3 separate regions of the Mus musculus genome follow, and all the other regions are linked to region 2. The links are chromatin loops, found by intact Hi-C in ENCODE. Cell type or tissue: left cerebral cortex. All regions are shown on one strand.

Region 1 (8,000 bases), 69 kb before region 2:
TCAGCCAGCTGTGGGGCCACATACAGATGGAGAGTTCTCAGCCAGCTGTGGGGCCACATACAGATGGAAAGACACAGGCAAGGCCAGCTTCATTTAATTGTCATGATATTCGGTCCAGAGAATTCAACATGGGTTTTTATCTTTCTATTAGTTGAGGAGTAGGGACAGGTAAGGTGGAAGTGGATAAGAAACCTTCAAGTAGAGAAGAGAAAGGAGAGAGGAAAAAGAAGGAAAGGTGGAGGAATGGAAGGAGCTAGTGATGAGGAAGAGGCTGGGAGAAAGAGTGGAGAAGAGAAAGAGAAGAGATACAAGGATAGCTTCAATATTTCTGGCTCTCTGAAAAAACAAAATCTCTCTGCGATAGAAAGATAGCATTTCATGGTGCACTTCATCGTTTACATCTCAAAGGGGACAGGATTTGTGTACTTAGTGGCAGTCAGTAAGTAGGACTGTGTCTGTGATGTTTTAATTTTAAGAAGAATTTCCGGACCTTAGAATTCAGTGGCGCAAAGAATTTTCAAAGATTTTCAAAATTTTTTTATCCTTTCTGCCTGTCTGCAGATGGCCAACTTGGTGGCAACCTGCTGTTCACCTCTTTGCCACTATCTTTTGTGACTTTCCAGGTCATTTATATCTTTAACAATTGAAATGGAGCAAAACATTCCGTAAGTTGCCCAGATTATGTGGAAGACATAAAGTTACATTAACTGCTTGATTAGACACTGAGAACTATGTGGCTTGCTGGCTTCCTTCACTGGCATTTCCCCAGGTGTTTCCCTTAGCCCTGACTTTTACTGATGTAGGAAGGCAGAAAGTGAAACCAAGAGAGCCAATTCATCCTATGACAAAGCCTCTCCCCACATTCTTAGATTATCCAGCAAGGCATAGGATGCCTTTCATTGGTTACTTCCTTTTTCATTATAATTAGAAGACATTTGTTTTGAAATTTGAATGAACTGCCATTTCCTACAAAGGAAAATAAACGTGTGTGTTGGTGGGTGTCTTTCTCAATCTCTCTCTCTCTCTCTCTCTGTCTCTCTCTCTTGGTGTGTCTGTGTGTGTCTGTGGGTATGTGTGTGCAAACATGGACATGTGTATGCATATACTTCTCCAATCTTCAATTGGAGCGGATTTTCCGCTAATAACGCAGCACCTTTTTGGCTTTTTATATTTGCTTTTTGATTCATTAAAGATACATTTGCCATTTTCAGTTGACTCGAGCTTGGTATTTCTGTTGGGAAAGTAAATGGCAAAAGACCACGTGGCTGGCAAAGGCAAACACGGCTAAAAGGTCACAGCTGTTGCTTAAGGGATGGGGGATGCCTGAGCTGGTGGAAAGAGGAGACAGAGTGTGGAGTAGATATTAAACTGGACTAAGAAAACCTGAAACTTCCCTTCTCATGGCCATAGCCACAGTTATGGTCTTCTGGGGGCCAATTACTGGTCTTATTGGCTCACTATGCATCTCCACCTACTCCATACTCAGTTATTGCTAAGAGCAACTTAGAGATGTGAACGTTGGTGTGTTTGCTACAGGGAACTCAAAGCTATATCAGCCATAGACTAACTACTATACTCACTAGAATCTCTTTTAAAAATAAGCTTTGTGCCGGGCGTGGTGGCACATGCCTTTAATCCCAGCACTTGGGAGTCAGAGGCAAGCAGATTTCTGAGTTCGAGGCCAGCCTGGTCTACAAAGTGAGTGCCAGGACAGCCAAAGCTATACAGAGAAACCCTGTCTCAAAAAACAAAAAACAAAACAAAACAAAACCCCAAAAAACAAGCAAGCAAACAAACAAACAAAAAACAAAAAAAATCTTTAAAAAATAGCTTTGTTTTTATTACATATATTTAAGATAGCTTACTAAGGGTTTTATTACTATGAAGAGATACCATGACCAAGGCAACTCTTATAAAGGACAATGTTTCATTGGGGCTGTTTTATACACTTCCTCCAACAAGGCCACACCCATGGGCCAAGCATATTTAAACTACTACAATAGCTAATGTGATGTTTTGATGTATACATGAGTATATATGTACCCCCTCACCCTCACCCCCCCACACACACACACTTTGGTTTGAGTGCATAACTGGTTTTGGATTTTAGGGTTTTATTTTTTTTAATAAAGAGAACACACACACACTTCACTGCTCATGTCATTGAATTCCTTAGGTGGCTAACAGTTAGTCACTTTTGACTTTGATTTTATGGAGGGCAGGAGGAGAGTCAAAAACTCTATGGATTAATAGTGAAAGTCAATAGGCATTCTCTTTCCCTAAAGTACACACACATAAACAATCTGTAGTTACATATATGTATATATTTAGACATAAATATATGTCTAAAATGTGCTGCAGCGTCTTATATATGAAATACCTATATATGTTTACATATTACATGTGTATTATACTGTGTGCATGACTACTTTTGTTTCATATGCACATTGCACATGCATGCTGTAGTATACTCTATGCCAGTGTTTCTCAACCTGTGGGTCTCAACCCTTTTGGGGATTCACATATAAGATATTCTGTATATTTGGATATTTACATAGTTATTCATAACAGTAGCAAAATTACAGTTATGAAGTAGTAACAAAATAATATTACGGATGTCAGTCATCAGAACATATGCATGAGCTATATTAAGGGGTTATAGCATTAGGAAGGCTGAGAACTCCTGCTTTATGCCATATATTTACTATAGTATAATGATTCCTTTGGATCGTGCATACATATATGTATATACACATATATGCCAGAATATGCATTTCTTTAAATCATACATAACTATAGAAATGTAGAAGATATTAAATATAATATGAGACAAAAAAGGATTTTAACCAACCTGAAAAGAATACATATTTTTCCTTTAATAAATGAATATTCTATTCTTTTAAAAGTTTAAGTAAACACAGACAGCCGAAACTACCTAAAAGATATGGAGATTTAATTGAATCAGCCAAAAAAAAATGTTTCTGTAATTAAACTCACATATTTAAGTCTGTGTTTCTAGGCAACCAAGACAAAAAAAGCAAAACATCAGAAAAAGCTACCACTTACTGAGAACTTCTTGTTAAGAACCATGACGTACACAAAAGAGGTATGAAATTGACCCTGCTCCACAAGGAAGAAGAGTTTTTATTTAAAAGAGATTCAGAAGCTGCAGCATGGGAAGGGATGTCTGGTAACCCCCACATGCCATGGTGACACACGGAGTCCTGTGCCTTGCAGGGATCACTGCTTATGGGAAACACAGCTACGATTCACAAAAGAATGACAAAGCAGCTTTGGGGAGAGACCCAGTCTGTAAGGTGGGTGTGCCGTAGTGAGTCACTCTTTTAATAGCTTAATGGAAGGCTGGCAGGGACAAACCCAAGTTTTTGTCATCTCAAGGAATGTTTCTTGAGTCCACAGATGTCACCATCACCAACTGCACTTTCCTTAGAAGAATCGCTTCCATAATAATTGCTGGACGATATGTCCCCCTCGGGCCCTAAAAACATTGTTTCATTTCAGCTCTTACCTTCTTCAAAGAAATGCTTGGGAACGGTGTCACCCCAGAGGTACTGTCAGCTCAGTGCACGGAATGTGTCAAGATCACATCTCACCACATATCCCGTTCTCCCTCTACCTGACCTTGCCACCCCCTCCACTTCATTTAAAAGGCATTTACATGTAGGGGACAGATCACAGGCAGCCCCATATACTGTAAAAACACCTTGAGAAACTTGGGGGGGGGGCTGTGGCACATGCTTTTAGTCTCAGCACTTAGACATCAGAGGCTGGCATCTCTCAGAGTTCAAGGCCAGCCTGGTCTACAAGAGCAAGTTCCAGGACAGCCAGGGCTATACAGAGAAACCTTGTCTTGAGAAATCAAACCAAACCCAAAACAGATTACCTTGCGATTCGATATGTCTCCTCAGGAAAAAGTATCTTTCTAGAAAATTGCCTTACGGGGAAGCTGAGTTTTCAGGTAAAAATTCCTCCCTGTAGGGATGATGGTCAATTGTTTCAGAAAGACTTCAAAATACCATTTTTTAAAAGAATAATGTGTATGAATATTAGCTAGCAGGCACTACATAGTGTTTATCATACACCAGGCCCTGTTCAAATATTACTTACCCCATTAAAAAAAATATCCTCTGCAGGGCCATAAACATTGTCTCTATTGGCAGAAGGGAAGGTGGAAGCATGAGAAACGTAACTTGCCTGGATCGTTCTGTAAGAAGGGAGCGAGGATAGACCCCAAGCAGACTGGTCTTAGAGTCCTGGTCTTATTCGCTCTATTAGCAAGCTCCTCGGAACAACATTATGAACTAACCAGTACCCCGGAGCTCTTGACTCTAGCTGCATATGTATCAAAAGATGGCCTAGTCGGCCATCACTGGAAAGAGAGGCCCATTGGACACGCAAACTTTATATGCCCCAGTACAGGGGAACGCCAGGGCCAAAAAGGGGGAGTGGGTGGGTAGGGGATTGGGGGTGGGTGGGTATGGGGGACTTTTGGTATAGCATTGGAAATGTAAATGAGCTAAATACCTAATAAAAAATGGGAAAAAAAAGCTCCAATTTCAGCATACTTCATACTAACAGGAAACTTACAAGAACACAGAAGGCTTGGTCCGCTCCTGGATATTGTGGTTCTCTAGCTGTGGACTGAGGGCTGTGACTTTACAAGGATGATGTTGAGGCTGATGCTAGCAAGGTGTGGAGCCACGGCTATGCGCTCTGTGCCTTTCCTTAGCCTAGTCTGCTTCCGGTTCCTTAGGAACACTTTCGCCACTGTAGTCCTTCAGGTTTCTCCAGATGGTGTAGTCACCGAGGAAAGCAATCCTCGCTCTGCTCCGAACCACTGTCCACTGGCTGTATAATGGAATCTTTTAAAAACATTTTCAAAACTCCTAATGTCGCAGACACAAAGACCCTGATTTAATTGGGACAGACTTGAATCAGGGGGATTTCATTTCCACCCCACCCCACCCCCCAGACTCTATCATACGCAGCAGCAGCGTGAAGATGTATCCTTTTCACTGCCAGAGTCTATGCATGTCACCCGTGGATAGTGAGACCTTAGTCCCCAGTGTTTGCTTGCTTCACTGTAATGCGCCATGAGAAAAGTCACCCAGGACCGAGATTAGCTGAGCTACAACGATCAGTTGCCTTTTCGTAAACGTGTCTACACCAGGCACAGCTTTTCTTTCTCCTTCAGTCAGCCTTCCCTCTGGAGAGCCAAGTATATTCGTTGACTCGAACGAGAACTTCATCTTGGCAGCTCATCGAAATACTCCCATGTTTCCCCAAATTTGGAATGGTTTGTATTACAGGAAGATCCTCTGTTACACTCAGGAATGCCTGGCAGCTTTTCTCGAAAGTACACTATAAAATGGTATCTGATTTGCACTGCCTCATAAGTGAAGATCTGGACCTTTATAGCAATTGCTTACACAGTTCCTGACAACGGCAGCAACGTATTTTAAGGCATTGACGTATTTTAAGGCACTGGCGTATTTTACGGCATTGACATATTTTAAGGCAACCGAGTATTTTAAGGCATTGATGTATTTAAAGGCAGCAGCGGGCTTTCGCTCTATCTGATCAGCACTTCCTTTCTAAATTCCTTTCTTAACTCTGCTGCCTATTAATCTTCAGTGAGTGATAAGGTCTTCAGAAATTACTGAGTTGTTTAACAAGACTTCTGTTATCCAAACAGACACGGGCAACCCGAAGACAATAATCCAAGTAAGGGTTTCGCTGGCTGGGGGAAAGACTACTGCAAGTAATCAATTAGTCTCCATGCAAGGTTCCCAAGACAATGAAATGGATTTCACCCTATCAGATCACCCTCTCGGTGATCAGCTGGCTTGCAAAGTTTTCAAATCACTGTGTGTGTGTGTGTTTTTTTTTCCCTAACACAAACCTGCAACTGATTACTTGGGCGAAAGTTAAATGCAGAAAAACACCCCATTTCCTTCTTCTTAACCAATGTCCCCTAGTGCTGCTGTGGTTTGCATGAAGTTTTCAAACCTCTCTTTGTTATCCATCTACATTGGACCCTCGATGCTTGACCTTGGGCGAGAGCTCAGAGTTCTAAATTTAGAACACAGAGAGGCTAAGAGGCCCGGACCCTGACTGTGGCTGTAGCAGACCTCAACTACACTATGACTTTCATAGTCTGGTCTGGGAATTTACCCCTTGTTTAGAACATTGTTTCTCAAAAAACAATTAAAGTAGTGACTTAGTAGTAGAAATATAGCCGACAGTGATTTTAGAGAAATATTAAGAAAACAGAGTGGAATGTGATTGTCTCCTATTTAAGCATGAAAGATTCCTAGTTAGGGCAACTGGATTAATTATGACATAGTGATACCATAAACTAAGTATATGCAAGGTAAGGAAGAGATTAATGGGCAGAGAGAGAGAGAGAGTGTGTGTGTGTGTGTGTGTGTGTGTGTGTGTATGGTTATATGTCTGTGTGTGAAGGCACAACACAGCTACTAAGGCAGACAGTATTTGAAGAGCCAAGATTATAGAAGAAGAAGAAGAAGAAAAAGAAGAAGAAGAAGAAGAAGGAGGAGGAGGAGGAGGAGGAGGAGGAGGAGGAGGAGGAGGAGGAGGAGAAGGAGAAGGAGAAGGAGAAGGAGAAGGAGAAGGAGAAGGAGAAGGAGAAGGAGAAGGAGAAGGAGAAGGAGAAGGAGAAGGAGAAGGAGAAGGAGAAGGAGAAGGAGAAGGAGAAGGAGAAGATTGCTGCTTGCAAATCAAAGATGTCATTACCACAGGGCACTTGCAAGGGTGTAAGCACACGGAGTGAAACTGGGAACTCTCAGAATTTCAATGAGGCAAGAGTGGAAAAGAACAGAAATTCAGAGTTCACAGAAACAGACCATCCCTAATAAACCCTCTGAAGGGTTTCAGCTCAGACTCCCCTCTACCTAGACCAAATGAGAACAGCCTTACTTTAGGTAAAGGCAATCTTGTTCTGCCCTGAACCCTTGTAATAGATGGGAACAATTTGTCCAGCGGAGTCTTTATGTACCATACCTAGCATGTAAGATCAGACTCACAACAGAAAACCCAAGGGGATAAGACAAAAGTAATTCAGATGTTAGAGTCAGCAGGCACAGATCTCACAGTGACTTCAATTTGTCTGCTTAAAGCATGAACATTTTTTTTTTCAGTTTCTAAAAATCTTTGCATGCCAGGAAGAGGAAGTCCAGTTTTCTCCAGAAGGGGGAAAAGCCATGTGTGAATTTGTACGCACACATATGTATACACACGAGCATATGAAAATGTTTCAATAAAGCCATGTTAGCTGAAACCTAATTACATATTTAAAAAAAGAAACCCAAGTCACTCAGCTGCAAAGCAGGCTGGAGAGATGACTAGACTAAGCCCCACTCGGAGAAACAGAACCTTCCTGAATATTTCATCCCTGGAAGAATAAATTTTGAAATTTTGTTTCAAAATAAATTGAATGTATGTAGAAGGGAGGATCCGCAAAGTGGGAATAGAACACGCTGTTTGTTTACTTGATGTTGGCCCAATGGCTCAGATGTGGTAAAGTGTTGCATTATTGATGACAATGTGTGAGATGTAAATCCTATCAGTGGCTTCACAGATCAAATACCACCAAATTGAACATTTAAAAATAGCATTTGATAGATCGTCTGAGTGAAAAAGAGACATGCATGTCATCACCTAGACTGTGGAAAGAGTCAGAAAAGCAGTAAGAATATCATCAGTACCGTGGTGGTGTGAATGAGAAAGGCCCCAGTAGGCTCCTGTGTCTCAATACTTTGTCCTAGTTAGTGGAACTGTTTGGGAAGAATTAAAAGGTGTGGTCTTTTAGAGGAAATATGCCACTTGGAGCAGACTTAGACGGTTTAAAGTCCATCTCATCCGCAGTTAGTCCTCTCTCTGCCTTGTTCTTTTGATCAAATTATAAAATCTCATCTATTGCTCCAGAGCCGTGCTTGCCTGCCTTTGCCATGCTTCAT
Region 2 (8,000 bases):
TTCCTTTCCAGAGGCCAAAAGCCATAAGAGTAATCATATTTCATAGCTCCCGTAACCCTCCACCCAGACAATGGAGGTGTGGTATCCAGAACTAGGTCAGACATACCTGAGTTCAAACTGTGCCCTGCTACTTACTTAGCTGTATAAACCTGACCAAGGTACAGAACTCGAGAGTCTAAGTTCTTGTCTGGAAAAGAAGTACCATACCATCTATCTCAAAGACTGGCTATGGATATTAAATGAGACAATCACACAAGTCAAATCACTTGTCTAGCATCACACACGTGCTACACGATAGAGCCAGGCAATGCACCTGGGTGCTCTTACCCCAAGCTAATAATGTCAGGCTTTCCCAATCCTTTAATCCAAAAAGGCACAGACTCCCATATAGATTTGGGCACTAGGACACACCCACAGTTAGGTATGTTCTTTAATGTATAACTTTGGGCAACCTACATCACTGGTCTGTCTTCTGTTATTACACCTGTAAAATGTAGGCACTAGCACACCTTTCATAGAATGATTGTTTAGTAATGAAGAGGTTAACGAAGGCACTGAGAAGAGTACTTAGCCTAGCACTGAGGATTGTTTAGTAATGGAGAGGTTAACGAAAGCACTGAGAAGAGTACTTAGCTTAGCACCGAGGATTGTTTAGAAATGGAGAGGTTAACGAAAGCACTGGAAGAGTACTTAGCTTAGCACCGAGGATTGTTTAGAAATGGAGAGGTTAATGAAGGCACTGAGAAGAGTACTTAGCTTAGCACTGAGGACAGGCTTTGTGCTAGAATTACTTTTGATGTTCGTTAGAATTCTCTGACCTGCACTTTTAAGAGATTTTTTTTAATTGGCCTGGTTGAATCTGCTACTTGTTCTCTGGGAAGCATAGTGTATTTAAAAATACAATTTTTCGGTTCTTAATGAAAAAAATCAGTGGGATTCTAGTTAGAAAGACAGCCTTTATGAAATCAGACTGAAACAATGGTGGTAATAATAATAATAATAATAATAATAATAAGTAGTAGTAGTACTAGTAATAAATTGGCACAATTTTTCTAAGGGCTTTTAGGTTGGGAACTGTATTGCCACCCATTGGATAAATGCTATGTCTAAATGGGCAAAGGACTTGTGAAAGTTTTATGGCTTGGTTAAAAACCTTAGGGTGATATAGGTTAAAGAGATTTTATCCCCAATGCTGTTGAATAGCAGGAAGTTTATAAGTGGAAAAGGGCAGCTTTTGTGAACATGTCAGACATAAAACAAAACACCACATTAAAGGGAAGACTGGAGCGCAGATAGGGCCGCCTGGCTCCAGGGAGCCGTTCTGCAATCATGGTCACAGCTTTCTATGCATCTTGGACCCCATTTAAATTCACAATAAAAACCAAGAAAGCAAATGTACACCAGGTACTTTACTCTCGACACCTTTCTAGGTGCCCTGAAGATAGGAGGCAGACTTTCAGGGTGCAGATTAGGGGGGTGGGAAGGAGCTCATCTTACTTCATGTCTTCAGGGGGCTGCCACAGCCTCGGCACCATGTTCCAATCATGGAATTCAGAATGCAAATCTCTAGCAGATGAGACGGCTGGAAAACAGAAACTGCCACAGACCCAGAAGGCTTCCAAAGTTCTCCTCTAAACATCATCTGAGAGCCCAGGGGCTGTGAGCCCCGAGACTGGTAGCCCCGTCTTCCAACCATGGGTGAGGCCTCCTGGAAAACCTAGGCACTTCCAGATGGACTGTCAACCATTCCTTGAATATAGATCTTAATCCTTTATCTCACACGTTACATCGCTAGACATTTCATAACGGCCTTATGGCCGAGTCCTTCATTCTGAAAAAGGTGTTTGTGTATACTGACATCTAAACTGTCCATCAAATCACAGTGGTGGAGGTATCTACAACTGTCCAGAAGTTGTACTCCCTAGCTCAGTTGTTAGTTGAAAGATCTTTTATAAGTCAGACCATTACAGGAGTCTTTTAATGGACTTAGGGGTGCCCCTGGGGCATCCTGGCTGCTTCCTGGGGAGGCTTATTTCTCCCTGTGATGTTAAGGGGGAGTTCCCAAGTCTGGGTCTACTATTAAAGCAGGGACATCTGCTACCCTCCTAATATTTTCAAGGCGGCACCCCTCCTCCACCCCCTCCCAGAACTCGAGGATACTGGGAGGGCTACAAGCTGCCAGGGTGAGGAAGCAGCAGAAGGAATCTTTGTCTCCCCAACACATCCATCAGTTCCCTCCCCAGAGCCCCCACTACACACTGCACACAATCAGCAGCCCACTCCCCGCAAACGCACCAAGGCTGCAAAGATTCAGGCTCCAGTCCCTGCCTGACATTCCTCTTCCCACCCTCCTTTTAATTCACTCACTTTTTTTTTTTTAAACAAAATGTAATTACTTGACTGTCAGCCGGGGCTGCACTCTGGGGCTTTAACTCCTTTCAACACAGATGTGCGCCCAGCTTTGATGCCGCTGTACTCGCAGCTTGTCCCAGCCACAGCCGGCTCGGTAATGTAACATTCAAGTGCATATTTATTTTTAAACTGACCTCTCCTAGACGGTGCAGTATAAAGCAGGTCCTGCCAAAAAATATGCTACTTTCTATTTATAAGATGAAACACATGCCTTCCCTCCCAAAGGCGAGAGCGGGGTGGAGTATAATAATTCATAAAGAAAAAAACTGACTGGCCGGATCCATTCGTCCTCGCATGGCTGTGTCAAGATACTTAGTGAGAAGGAAGAGAAAAGAAGAGGAAGAAGAGCAATAGCAGGAGGAAGAGGAGGAGGAGAGGCAGGAGGAGAAGGAGAGGGGAAGGAGGAGGAAGAGGGAGTAAAGATCTTGTAAACGCTTCAGTTGTTCAGAAACCGCAGTCGAGAAAGAAAAAAAAAATTTTTTTCCCCCAACTGCCAGATCTGCAGGTTGGAGCCTCAGCTACAATGTGCTGCCTCTGTCAGTTCGGAAACTGCCAAGCTGCGCGGTGCACTCTCGCGCCGCGCCGCATCGGTGCAAACACACAACTAGAGGGCCGCGGTAGCCAAGTGCGGTTTGTTCTGCTGGAAAAACGCAACACGCGCCCAGAATGGCTGTCAATGGCCTGGAGGGGGCCGTGCTGACTGCAGCCCCACCCTAAAGAAGTAGGTGGCAGAGCTCCGCGTCCTGATCCCCCCTCCCGGACGTCAAGCATGATGTCCCCTTTGATCCTCTAAACATCAGCTCAACCAGGCGGTGCGGTAGATTATCCTCGCACCCTCTAAGTCTTCCAAGGCCACCATCTGCACTAGCTGGAAGGGGGCTTAGGTTGAGGGTCGGACAGTCTTACAGGTGGAGAGACAGCCTGGGTCACACACTCACCAGCAGTCTCTAAGGCTCCTAGCTTCTGCCCGGAGGGCCGGGCGTCGGCCCGGGTCGCCTCCCGAGGGCGCAACAGTCCTCGCTGGTGCGCGCAGAACCAGAGGGGCGGCAACGGTTCACCGCAGAATCTGCTCCGGGACTGCGCGCGGCGTCTCCCGGGAGGCAGCCGCTGCGGAACTGGGTTGTCGGTGAGCGTCCCGCTGCTGTGCTCCCAGCGGCAGTTGGAAGCGCCCGCGACACTGTGCGCGCGGCTGCCGGACGCCGGGCCTCAACCTGCCGAGGGCGGGGCGCAGGACGCAGGGCGGGGCCGGCGCGGGGCGGGGCGGGGCTGTGAGGCCAGGGCAGGGCGGGGAGAAGGGTGCGGGCCGACCTGGACCGTCCCTCCGTTGTACCTGTCCCCCACCTCCCCACCACCCCCAGACCCGCAGGACTGGAGGCGAGGCTGCGGACTCTTGGAGGACAAAGGCTACCCACTGTCACCTCCCAGTTCCACCCCTTCCCAGTGGTGGCTTCTCTCAGAGGCAATGCCGGCTGGGGCTCCCTCAGGCACAAAGAAAAGTGGCGGGGTGCTCCCTTTAAAGAGGGGACCCCAGAGCGTTGCTGTCCGTACGGTGCGGGAGAACAATGGGACTCCGCCCGCACCCGGGACCCTCGTGCTCACCCTCGTGTCCCCGCCTTTCCCTGTCCTACCTAACCCACCTAGCAGTGCGGGGCTTCGCAGCGGAGGAAGGGGACCTGCGCGGGGAAGAAGGGCCACCTGACCGGGTCGCCGCAGCGCGGCCGCAGCTCCCTGGGGACCCCCTGGCAGCTGTAGCTCTCGGGAGGGAAAAGGAGGGTCGCGTGCTGTCAACGTGCAGCCGGCTCCCCTTGCAAGCTGTCGCCAAAACCTGGAGCGCGGATCTGACGCGCGGGAGACGCGGGGTGGAGGCTGAGAGCCTGCGGGACGCAGAGAAACGCAGACGCAGCAGGTTTTTCCTGTCGGGAGGGTGACGTCTCCTCCCCCTCCAGGTCTGTCAGAGATTGACCTAAAGCTGCGGAAGCGGGTGGCGGCTCTCCGGGACGCTCTGCGAGGCGGCGCAAGTGGCGCAGCTGCTGCTGCTCCGGACCGTAAAATTCCGCCCGTGGCGACACCTGCACCTGTCGGTCACCCAGCCAGGGCCTCAGGACGACCCGCCCCTCTGTCCCTGGACCTCTGTAGGAACCCAGAGAATTAATGTTAATTGTCTTAATTGGTCGCCCTCTCTTCCTTCTCCCTTAGTCCGCCAGGTTGGAGACAGGAAAAGGTGGTGTTTTCCGGCGTTGATGTCCCCCGCCGGCTTGGTTGACCTGGAAAAGGAGCTAGAACCCCGAGTAGTCGCACGCTCCAGGTCTGGCCCCAACCCTGGGACTCTCAGGTTGCCTGGAAATCCTGGCACAAAGCAGAGCCCCTCCTGGAGACCTTGGCTTCCCTGGGCGCTATCGGGGTCATCACAAGGGTGCCCCCAATCTGAATCGCTCTGAAACCTTAGACCGGGTGCACTTTAAGCCCAGGTCCTAAACCACGGTCGACGTTAAGATGAATTTAAAAAGGAAGCGGACACAACTGTTGGGGAAAGCAAAATACTTGGGTGGAGTGTTAAAAGCCTCAAAGAAAATAATAGTTGGCAGGTTAAACGGCCATGAGGTCGGAAGTCAAATACAAAACCGCAGAAGTGATACCAGAATTTTGACAAGCAAAACAGTCGGTGAAGATAAGGGACCCGGCACTGTTTCCCTTCTCCGAATGACCGACTGCTCCGAAGTTGCCTTTGGCAGATACCTGGGTTCCACTCCGAATTCCTCAGAGTTTTACTTGGGGTTCATATTTCAAAATATATGTTCCATTTGGCACTAATGTATATATTTTATATATGAATTTATTGAAAAATATTAAATGTTACTGGCCTAGTTAGATAAAGGTATTTTTATAAATATTTATGCACAGCTTTCATTACATATGGTATTTTTAAAAGTACAAATATGCATGTATATACATTTATGAAATGCTGTATGAAAATTCCTTTTTTACGCATAAAAGCATTCCTTACACATATGTCATGTGTGTGATTTTTAAAATTCGTTCTATTGTTAGCTGCCATTAAATGCAGTCCATTTCCACGTGTCTAAGTAAATAATTTCTTTTACAGTTTGTGCAAACATAGGGTGGCAGGTGGCTATAAGTTAAAACTTTTATGCCAAAACTCTGTTTTCATTCTTATGAGCTGTTTCTGTTTCACGTAGAGGTGGTTTCTTTCTATATGAGGTTTTAAACAAGTCTTTACCATTGAGCCCTAGACAGTGCATGTGTAACCTACCTCTTCAAGGGTTTCTGGTAGTGCTGACTTGATCCATCCTGGCTTCCCTGAGGCTGTGTTATTTTATTTGTGCTGAACACCTTCAGTGAGGAAAAAAGCCCTCATGTTGCGAATTTTCTTTCCAAATGAGTTCATTTCCTGATTTAGTCATGGCAGCCTTTTGGTTCCGTGGGTTTAGATTTTGTTAACTTCAGGAGGCTCTCCTGCTAAGCAGAAAGGAAAACTTCGCTTCGTGACGACTGAGACTTCTGAGACTGTATTTCAGAGAGGGTTAGCCTTGGGAAAAAATCAGTGGGAATCTTGGAAGTCTAGGACTAATAGCTATAGCACGCAGGGCCTACGGATGAGTCCCTATCATCTCTTTGACTTCCCACTGAAGCTAGACTAGTGTTGGTTTCCCCTAGGATGGAGTAGGGAGAACTGTCACGTGGCTTCTGTTCATGGCTGCCTTGCCAATACTTGCTCTCACTTGTCTTCATCCCACCATATGAGACTCCAAGCTGCCCTTCAGTTTATGCCTGCTGAGCCCTGCCCTCTATCTGTCCAGGACACTTCTTCCCCCAAAGCTTCAAAGCCTCCTTTCTCCCTTCATTAAGATCTTTTTTTTTTCAAATAAGACTTCAAGGGTGAGACTTTCCCTCCCCTAAAATAGCAGTCCCACCCAAATTCCCTTTCCCTGAATAAAGCAGGAAGAATAGTTTCTTCATGACCTGACATGACATCATATGTATTTATAGTGTTGGTTATGGCCTGTTTTCTGCGATGCATGGATGGATGGGCATGAAGTACTTTGTAGCTTCTGTACCTAAAACAGGGCCTGGCACGTAATAATAACAATAATATCTGTTGAATAAAAAGTCCTTAATAGCAATCAGCCATGAGTCTAAGAGCCTTATTTACAAACTCTATAGCACAGGATAATATTATATTAAACATTCCTGGGATAGACCGCACAACTGCTGAAACCAAAATTTCAGTCCCTTTACTTTAGTCTAACTGAAGGAGAAACACAAAACACATGGAACGTTTTAAGTTCTAAAACTCAAACATTTGAAAGGAAAGCTTACAAAAAAGCGTCTTTGTAGTCCATGTATAATGCATAACTATTTTTCTTCTGGCAAAGCTGAAATGTACTCGTGTGTGCTCAGCTGGGGTTTTCCTCCTAAAATGCCACATTCGGGTTGAACTGAAGCATATATGTTCCCCATTATCCCCCCCCCCCAAGTTAGATCTGAGGGGGGCGGTGCCAGTAAGAAACTGCAAGGTTGAGACTTTTTGTTTGAAGGTGCTGGGGATGAAGCCCAGGGCACATACTAGGCACACAGCCTATCACTGAGCTACGCTCCCAGCTTGATTACAATGTTTCAAGTGCGGCTCTAGCTGCAGCTTAGGTGTTCCCCTCGCTCACAAACTTTAGCTACACCTGAGAGGAACTCTATACAGTCACCAGTGGGAATGAATTGCCTTCACTAGTTGCCAAATAGCTTAGAAATTTTCTAACTAGCAATTTCCTTGTAAATAAAGAAACTCAAGTCACCTTTTGGTTAAGAGCCTGAGCTTCACCTAATCCGACCGAGCAGGAAATGGTATATTGGAAACTATGGTAGCATGCAAACGGCAGGCCTGGTTTACGGGTTTAAGCAGGGCAGAAGGTCAGCCTGGAACTTTGAAGACAATTTGTGTGAGATTACTAACCATGGCCCAGCACTAATTCAATCATGGATAAGACCTTCAGCTATAGACATAGGTGTAATCGATCTGATGGTTAGTGGAAATTGGTGACTGATGAAGAGCATTGCCTAAGATTTATATAGCCTTCGCTACTCTTAATCATCCTTTTACGTGTAGCTCACGCCATCCTCATTTCAGGTTGCGTTGTCTGTACTGGGTAGTAAGGTGCTAAGGCCTGTAATTTGCAAGCTGACAACTTAAAAACAAGCAAAACCAACCTTTCAGTTTCCACTCTTCACTTTGAGGCAACTTAAAAGGCTTTTTTGGGCATTGAGTCATTCTACAGGAGACTCCCTTCCCCAGCTTTGAGAGGATAGTTGATTGAATCATTGCTACCAGGTCTCTCTGGGTAGGTTTTCTCTCCAGGTATCCCTATGTCTGCTTCCTAGTTGTCTCCAGGCTTCTGCTAGCTCCCCAGAGATGAAGTCTGGTTCCTTTTCATCCGTTTACCCTCTCATCCTTCTCCATAGGACTTAACACCTGACACATTGATCATATGTCTGTTTCATGTCCCCTGTGGCCCGACATCGGAACATAAACTGCAGAAGGACAGAAACATTGTGTGTTTCACTGCTACGCCCTGACC
Region 3 (8,000 bases), 850 kb after region 2:
ACAGAGCAAGGGCAGCTAGGGGTACACACACAAAAAAAATGTTGTCTATTAAACTAAAAAGTCCACTCAGATTAAGAGGCAGGCAGATCCTGGCTCCCTCCTACTCTCAAACTTACTCTTTCCAAAAATGTTTTAAATTTACATTCACTTATTCAGAGTATATGTAGAGAAGGTAATGTCACCATCTCTAGAAGTCAGAGAGCAATTTGGGGGAATTGGGTCTCTCCTCCCTTTACATTGGTTCCAAGTTTAAGCAAGTTATCAGGTTTGATGGCAAGCTTTGTCACAATTCTCTTCATGGAGATAGCATCCTATCTGGCTAAAATAATTTACTTTTAAAAAATCTGTTTTGAGATGGGGCATGTACCTTTTTTGTCCTCCAATCCCCAGGTCCAAGTTATTTAGTCTAAGTGCTAGGAGTACAGGTGTGCACACCCTAATATTGAAGCACCCCATTTGAATGAAGATACTTCACTGTGTCACCAAGACAAGACGATCCAGCCAGGATCCAGTGGTGGCGCTCACCTTCAATCCCAGTGATTAGGTGGCAGAGGCAAGTGGATGAGTTCAAGGCCAGCCTGGTCTACAGCCAGGGCTACACAGAGAAACTCTGTCTTGATAACTAAAGCTACGACAATCCATCTACTAGTAAGCAGGAAAAATGTGCTACATACTGGAAATACCTCGATCCTATTATAGAACCAGACCTAGATCTTCTGAGTGAAGCTGATCTTGATCTACGAAGAGACACAGACCTTGATCGGCGAGGAGATGCTGATCTTGACCTAAAATTTAAAGAAGTTCTTAAGCCCATCTGTCTTACTTTTTCCCACTTGTTAAAATTTGAATTTTACAAATTTCTCACCTCCGTCCTCGGCTCCTGCTGCGGGAGCGAGAGTATCGCCTTCCCCTGGATCGGGAATGGGATCTAGATCGTGACCTATTTTTTAAGTTAGAAAAATACAACATATTAGACGATAACTCAGTTTTAGTGTTTGTGTACCTCTGCTGAAATCAAATCTCAAGACTATTTAAAATTTAGTATCTCATTTGGAAAAACTCTGGGCCTATTAAATTTTTTTTTTTTACTAACCTAAAAAAAGATTTGTTAAAAGCTGAATTACAACTTAGAATTACAAAATATAAAACGCCATAATGTGTATTTAAAATAAACCTTGCAAGTTTGCAGGTCGACCCTCTTTGGCCCATGGTCTAGTAGTAGGTCTAGTAGATCTAGATGATCTAGAAGTATCTATAGCCGATCGCTGCATCTAGATGTTTTCTTCAATCTAACGACGATCAAACTGACAGCCAAAAGAGCCAGATGAGGCTTGATTGACGCAAGAAGATTTTTCTAGTTGGGAATGTGGTCAATCTGGTGTTCCTCTTTCTAAAGCGGAGGGGGCCCCAATTGTAAGCCAAATTTACTGTTACGGCGATCACCGACTCAAATTTTCTGCCCTTTAAAGAATAAGGTGAAGCTAGGTGTAGATGACTCGAGGGGATCTGGCCTCTTATGCTGATCACCTCAAGGTCTAGGAGGATCTTAATTGTCGGATTTGCAAGGCGCCTCAGCATGATATCATAAGGCTCGTGACATTCTGAATCAAGGCGACTGACTCAAACGAAGAAACCTGAAAGGTTTTGACCAGGTTGATTATTAATATAGTAACATTTTTAATTAAACAAAAATTGTAAAATACACCTGTACAATTAACATTCAAGTTTATAGAAAAACACTAGTTTCTGCCTTGCTAATAAAAGAATTACTTTGATTAACTAGAATACCAACCATTCCTTCATTAATTAAATACCTGCTTCTTCTTCGTCGGCTATAGCGATGACAGTCATAAGCATAATGTCCCTTTTCACCACACTCATAGCATCTATCATTAGGATCAAAGGGACGACGGGCAGGTGGCCTATCAAAACGAGATCTCCGAGGCATGCCTGTTGATAGTTCAACCCTCACTCGAGAACCACAAATCACTCTACAAAACATAAGAAAATGCTAATGTTAGAATACACATGTGACTTCTAGATTTAAAAATATCAACTGCTATGTATATAAAGAAAATATCTAATAAAAATTAATTTATTAAAAAAATGTCAACTGCTCATTCTCTCTACACGGTTAGTCTTTTGTTTACAAAACCCCGCCAATTCCACCTTTAGTCCTAAATCTTAAGTTATCCAGTGCCTGAAGGGTAAGGCATGTGAGAGGCTGACAGAATGAGGGCTCCAACCACCACCGGAGCTATATGGTGAGTTCCAGGTCAACATAGGCCAGAGACACTATCAAAAATAAGGTCCACCCCCAGAGAGTCTATGATTAGCACCGAGATTACTTATCCAGCCCGAGGGAATATTTTAAAGAAATTTGAAAAACAACCCACTTACTTCCCATCCAATCCTCGAACTGCATCCTCTGCATCTCTAGGGTCTTCAAATTCCACAAAGGCGAATCCTGGAGGATTTCTGGCAATCCACACAGTTCTTAAGGGCCCATAGTAACTGAATGCCCTTTCTAACTCTCCTTTACCAGCACCAGTTCCCAGGTTACCAACATATACCTTGGTTTCTGTTTAAAAAATGTAAACAGAACAAATGTTATTCAACGTGTGATAGGGAATTCATTTCTTTAAAACAGACCATCCTTAAAGAGCTGTGCAACGTACACGTTTTGTTTTGGAGACTCTGAGCCAGCTAAGTGATCTACTCGGAGCCACCCTACAACTATGTTAGCTATACATCGCTCAAACGACTCTCAGGCCTCAACCTCCCTGAGGCAGCTAGTGCACCACCAGGTCTGGCTCCCTTTATTTAGAGGTCTTCACCAAGTACTAAATCTTACAGCGTGAAAGACTGGAAAGCCAGACCTGCGACCAAGTTCTGGCGCTCTTATAGGAAGGAAACCCTGGGAGACTGCAGCGGGAGCATGGTAGACTTGAGGCGTGCGGGGTGGAGGTGGGGCCCGGCTCGGGCCCGCCCCGCCCCCCGAGTCCCCGCAGCCTCGGGCACAACAGCGCGCGGGCTCCGGCGGCCCGGCCTGCGGAGAGGTCTACAGCGAGGATCAGGGCCGAGCCAGTTCCCGGCTTCCACAGCAGGCGCAGGCTCACCCGAGTCCCCGCCCCAGAGCCAGAAGCCACGCTCGAAACGGCGAAGGAAAAAAAAAGAGAGAGAAAAAAAGCCGTCGCCGCTTGCAGCGGTCTTCCCCTCGCGCTACTCCTCATGCCGACCAATTGTTGGACGACGCGCAGCTCGCAGCTGCCGGTTTCGTTCCGTCTCCAGCCCAACCCGAATCTTAACGCCCATCATCACTCCCCGGCTCCAGTGGCGGGAAAGCGCTGAGGAAATGCGCCACCACGGTCATCAATGTGCTCAAAATGGCAGCCGCCGCCGCCGCCGAGGGCGGGGGGTGGGGTGGTGGAGGCGGGCGGCAGCGCGGAGAAATGGCCAACGCCACCACGGCGACCCCGCCAGGCTTCGGCCTGTCCAGGAGAGACCAAAAGGCGCCAAGCGCCCGGGCCCTAAGCGGCACACATGCCCTCCAGTCCCGCTCGCCCTCCTCCTCCCCGCCCCCGCGGCCTCGGGCTTCGTACAGCGTGCGCAGGAGCCGCCATTACGCACGCGGAATAACCGTCTCTAACCGCCGCGCCGCCCCTGCGGCCCCGCTCTGCTCGGTCGGCGGGCAGCACCGTCCTCCCCTGGGGCCCTGGCCGCTTACCTCCTCCATACCGCCCGTAGCGTGACATGATGGCCGGCCCGTGTACTCGGCTCTAGCTTGGAATGCTCACAGCGCGAGTAGCACGGAAGCGGCTGCGCAACCTCCTCTGCCTGCAATCCCGGCGGCACTACAAGGAAGAGGCCGGAGTCGCGCTTATATAGGCGGCGGGCGGGGATTCTTTTTTTCTGCGCATGCGTTGTGTCAACGTTCTGCGCGGCACAAAGAAGCTGGGCGGAAACAGCCTAGAGGCGGGGCGGAGGGAACTTAGAGCGAGACTCTGCGAGCGGAGCGGAGGGATACGTTTCCATGGGAACGCCGGGATCTTGCCCATAAACCTGTGGCCTTCCGGCGGTCTCCTGCTCCCTCCCCTCCCCTTCCCCTTTCCTGAACCCTGTGGGTCCTCCTAACCTCTCCCAACCCTTTTACCTCTTCATTTTAATCTAGGAACTGACAGCGACCGTAACCTAAGTACAGGTACACTAGACCGTTCTGTGAAAGTCCGTAAAATTTAACCGCTGCTGTCCCGGTCGCCACCTTTGGGGTACCTGGCCTAGTCTGTGTTCAGTGATCTTTAAGGCTCAACAGAGGTAATTAAACTAAGACCAGTGTGAAAATAACCCTTACTCCACAGTTATGTCTAATGGTTATTGCATCACGGGCCTCAAAAGGGATGACTTCCCCCGGGGAGTCTGCATAATACCTCTCCTTTTTGCACTGAGTCACTAATTTGTTAGTTTGATCTGAGTACTTGGGGGTTTGCTGAAACAAAGGGATAGGGTTGTGGAGAAGGGGTTCTGGCAATGTTAAAGTTGTGGCAAAACTGTAAAAGTTTGCAAGCATACTGAGCCGAGACAATTCTTGCATCTGAAGCACAAATTTATTTTTCCCTTCTAGTGCTTTGGATTTTTTAAAAGTTGTGTGTGAATTTTTACTTAAAACCTTACAGCTCAGCCACTCAATACGTATCAGTCTCCCTGAGTTGCTTAAAATCTGCCTTTGAATTCTGCATTTGCCAAAATTCAACTCTAAAAAGAGAGCTAAGTTCTTTTTTTTTTAAGATTTATTTATTTATTATATGTGAGTACACTGTAGCTGACTTCAGACACTCCAGAAGAGGGAGTCAGATCTCATTACCGGTGGTTGTGAGCCACCATATGGTTGCAGGGATTTGAACTCATCATTTGAACTCAGGGATGACCTTAGGAAGAGCAGTCAGTGTTCTTACCCACTGAGCCATCTCACCAGCCCAAGTTCTTTTTATCAACCAGCAAAAAACAAACAAACCAAAAAAAACAAAAAACAAAAAACAAAAAACATTACATCGTAACTACTTGGAATACTCAAGGGTTGGAAATTTTACACATAAAAGAGGAAGTTCCTAGGTACGTGTATTTCATCTCCGTTTTCATTTGCTGTGTGTGGATTCAGGTGTGGAGTGCTTTCTCTAAAGGAGTCCTTCTTGGTCAATAAAGCATGAGACTCTTTTAAAAAAAAAAAAAAGATTCATTTGTTATTTATACGAGTACACCGTGGCTGTCTTCAGACACACCAGAAGAGGGCATCAGATACCTTATAGATGGTTGTGAGTCACCATGTGGTTGCTGGGAATTGAACTCAGGACCTCTGGAAGAGCAGTCAGTGCTCTTAACTGCTGAGCCATATCTCTAGCCCCTCCCCCCCTTTTTAAAAGCAAAGACTCTTAAGTACTACTAATTTATATGTATGTTGATTTTCAAATATTTAAAATTATAGTGTCTCAACAAAAATCTCTGGCAAGAAAATAGAAACTCTACACAGTGAAGTATATTGTTCTGCCTCAGTCTTACTACACAGTATATTGTTCTGCCTCAATCTTCCTGTGTTTGCTTGCCACAGGAACTTCTGCAGTCCAGGCCTCCCACAGATTCACTATGTATACAACCCAGAGCTTTTTTTCATGCTAGAGAAATATTCTTCTAATCTGCTTCTCTCTGAAAGGCATTGAGCAATAATTATAAACATTTGTATTCTCTCTGAAGGAATAGCAATTCTATAAAGTCTAATTCCACTTTTTTGTTTGTTTGGGATTTTGTTTGTTTGTTTTTCAAGATTGGAGTCTTTCTGAGTAGCCCTAGCTATCTTGGAATTCTCTCGGTACACCAGGCTAGCCTGGAACTCAGAGAGACCCACCTGCCTCTGTCTCTTGAGTGCTGGGATTAAATGTGTATGCCACCATGCCCAGCCTCTAGATTTGAGTTTAAATGAATCTACTTGGGTCAACACATATTCTAACATTTGCTAATATAAGCTATTGAGTGATTATTATTATGCCACAGTTGTTAAATCTTGGCTATTGGGGGCTGGTGAGATGGCTCAGTGGGTAAGAGCACCCGACTGCTCTTCCGAAGGTCAGGAGTTCAAATCCCAGCAACCACATGGTGGCTCACAACCATCCGATCCTGAGATATGACTCCCTCTTCTGGAGTGTCTGAAGACAGCTACAGTGTACTTACATATAATAAATAAATAAATAAATAAATAAATAAATCTAAAAAAAAATCTTGGCTATTACCACATTAAAGTTGGGGGTTATGGCTAAGACAGGAAAATAATTAGAGGCCAGCCTGGGTTACATAGTATTATAGTATTATAATCCTATGATCTGCATAGGAAAAACCCTATCTTTGAATTTAGAACAACAAAAAAAGGAAGGCAGAGTATTCATAATCTTTTTACATCAATTTTTTTGTTTTGTTTGGTTTGGTTTTTTGAGACAGGGTTTCTCTGCGCAGTTCTGGCTATCCTGGAACTCACTCTGTAGACCAGGCTGGTCTTGAACTCAGAAATCCACCTGCCTCTGCCTCCCAAGTGCTGGGATTACAGGCGTGTGCCACCACTGCCCAGCCCAATTTTTAAAATTTATCTTCATTTATTAAATGAAAAGAGTTGAACAGTTGTTTTTTGTTGGTGGTGTTTGTTTATTGAAACAGGATCTTGCTGTAAGCTCTTCCTACATCCATCTTCCAGTGTTCTGAGAAAAAGTTGACTATATATGTAATGGTGGTTTTACCTAGTGCCTGAGGCATGCATGCAGGAGACAAGGAGAAAGTTTACTTTTTCTTTCTGCTTTTTCAAGACAGGGTTTCTCTGTGTAGCCCTGGCTGTCCTGGAACTCACTCTGTAGACCAGGCTGGCCTCGAACTCAGAAATTCACCTGCCTCTGCCTCCCAAGTGCAGGGATTAAAGGCGTGCGCCACCACTGCCCAGTGAAAGCTCACTTTTAAATCTTGTTTTCTTCACTGTTTTAAATTTGTTCTTAAATTATTGTCACCTTTATGTCAGATGAGGAAAATTCTACAATAAGACAATCCATTTAAACGTTTTGTGCATCTGTCTCTCTTCTTTTTAACACAAAGAAATAATCTTGCTGGGTGGTGGAAGCACATGTTTTTAATTCCAGCACTTGGGAAGCAGAGACAGGCAGATATCTATGAGTTAGAGGCCAGTCTGGTTGGTATACGTAGTGAGTTCTAGGACAGCCAATGTCTACAACCCCTCAGGAAAAAAATCTCTAACAGTGATCTTTTAATGTGTATTTGTGTATGATATACTTACACATGTACATATTCCCTGCAGGTTGCTCTAAATGTCCATGCTCAACTACATCCTTTCATTATTTTTCTGTAAACCACGATCATCAGATCTCCCAGAATGCTTTTAGAAATTCTGGAGAGGAAAGGTTTTTGGAATGTATAATTCTGTCATATTATAAAAAATGAAGCTGGGGGTGGTGGCGCACACCTTTAATTCCAGCACTCGGGAGACAGAAGTAGGCGGATTTCTGAGTTCGAGGCCAGCCTGGTCTACAAAGTGAGTTCCAGGACAGCCAGGGCTACACAGAGAAACCCTGTCTTGAAAATCCAAAGAATACACACACACACACACACACACACACACACACACACACACACACACATATATGAATGACCTCATTAGCTGCATGCTACATACACTGCAAACAATACTAAAGTATGAAGGTAGAACGATACGAGAGAGCTCTGAGTGCTTTGCCACCTTTCAACACACAGGGCATGGTAGCACATGCTTGTAATTCCAGCATGTAGCCGGCTGGGTCAGGAGAATCCTGGGTTTGAAGACAGCCCCAGCTGCATAGAAGACTAGGTAGGGGTAGGGTGGGGAAGTAGGAATGTGATAGTAAAACCAGGAAGAAGGAAAATGAATGTAGATGATGGTTAGGAGTTTAAAACCCAGGGAATGCCAGGTTTTCTGAGGA

The links. Peaks named below come from ENCODE experiments on the same cell type or tissue, not always from the same donor. Only the 100,000 strongest peaks of a DNase experiment are listed, where the experiment ranks them.
Region 1: it touches region 2 in a loop (2.1-fold over the local background); 4 of 42 quality-filtered maps call a loop at or near these places.
Region 3: a loop joins it to region 2, with 4 times the contacts of the local background. A loop is called at or near these places in 3 of 42 quality-filtered maps.

The regions. Positions count from the first base shown.
Region 1 is chr17:79,282,141-79,290,140 of GRCm38, forward strand. No RefSeq gene overlaps it. Among named protein-coding and RNA genes, the nearest start is that of Gm17315, 69 kb to the right of the region's middle. In left cerebral cortex, no CTCF peak of the experiment used is centred here; DNase peaks (open chromatin) are centred at 3,209 and 5,370; H3K4me3 peaks cover 614 bases; H3K27ac peaks cover 375 bases.
Region 2 is chr17:79,351,467-79,359,466 of GRCm38, forward strand. It overlaps Cdc42ep3 (CDC42 effector protein (Rho GTPase binding) 3), which reads right to left and starts at 3,625. Exons shown (of 2, transcript NM_026514.3): 1 at 3,351-3,625. Gm17315 (predicted gene, 17315) reads left to right here and starts at 3,233. Exons shown (of 2, transcript NR_165822.1): 1 at 3,233-3,538; 2 at 4,359-6,554. In left cerebral cortex, CTCF peaks have their summits at 3,104 (motif pointing right), 3,416 (motif pointing right) and 4,365; DNase peaks (open chromatin) are centred at 1,734, 2,610, 3,145, 3,508 and 3 more places; H3K4me3 peaks cover 3,787 bases; H3K27ac peaks cover 3,090 bases.
Region 3 is chr17:80,203,448-80,211,447 of GRCm38, forward strand. It overlaps Srsf7 (serine and arginine-rich splicing factor 7), which reads right to left and starts at 3,858. Exons shown (of 8, transcript NM_146083.2): 1 at 3,728-3,858; 2 at 2,401-2,581; 3 at 1,815-1,991; 4 at 866-940; 5 at 675-785. The coding sequence starts at 3,755. It also overlaps a transcript of Gemin6 not described here. In left cerebral cortex, no CTCF peak of the experiment used is centred here; DNase peaks (open chromatin) are centred at 3,074, 3,377 and 3,931; H3K4me3 peaks cover 2,685 bases; H3K27ac peaks cover 1,903 bases.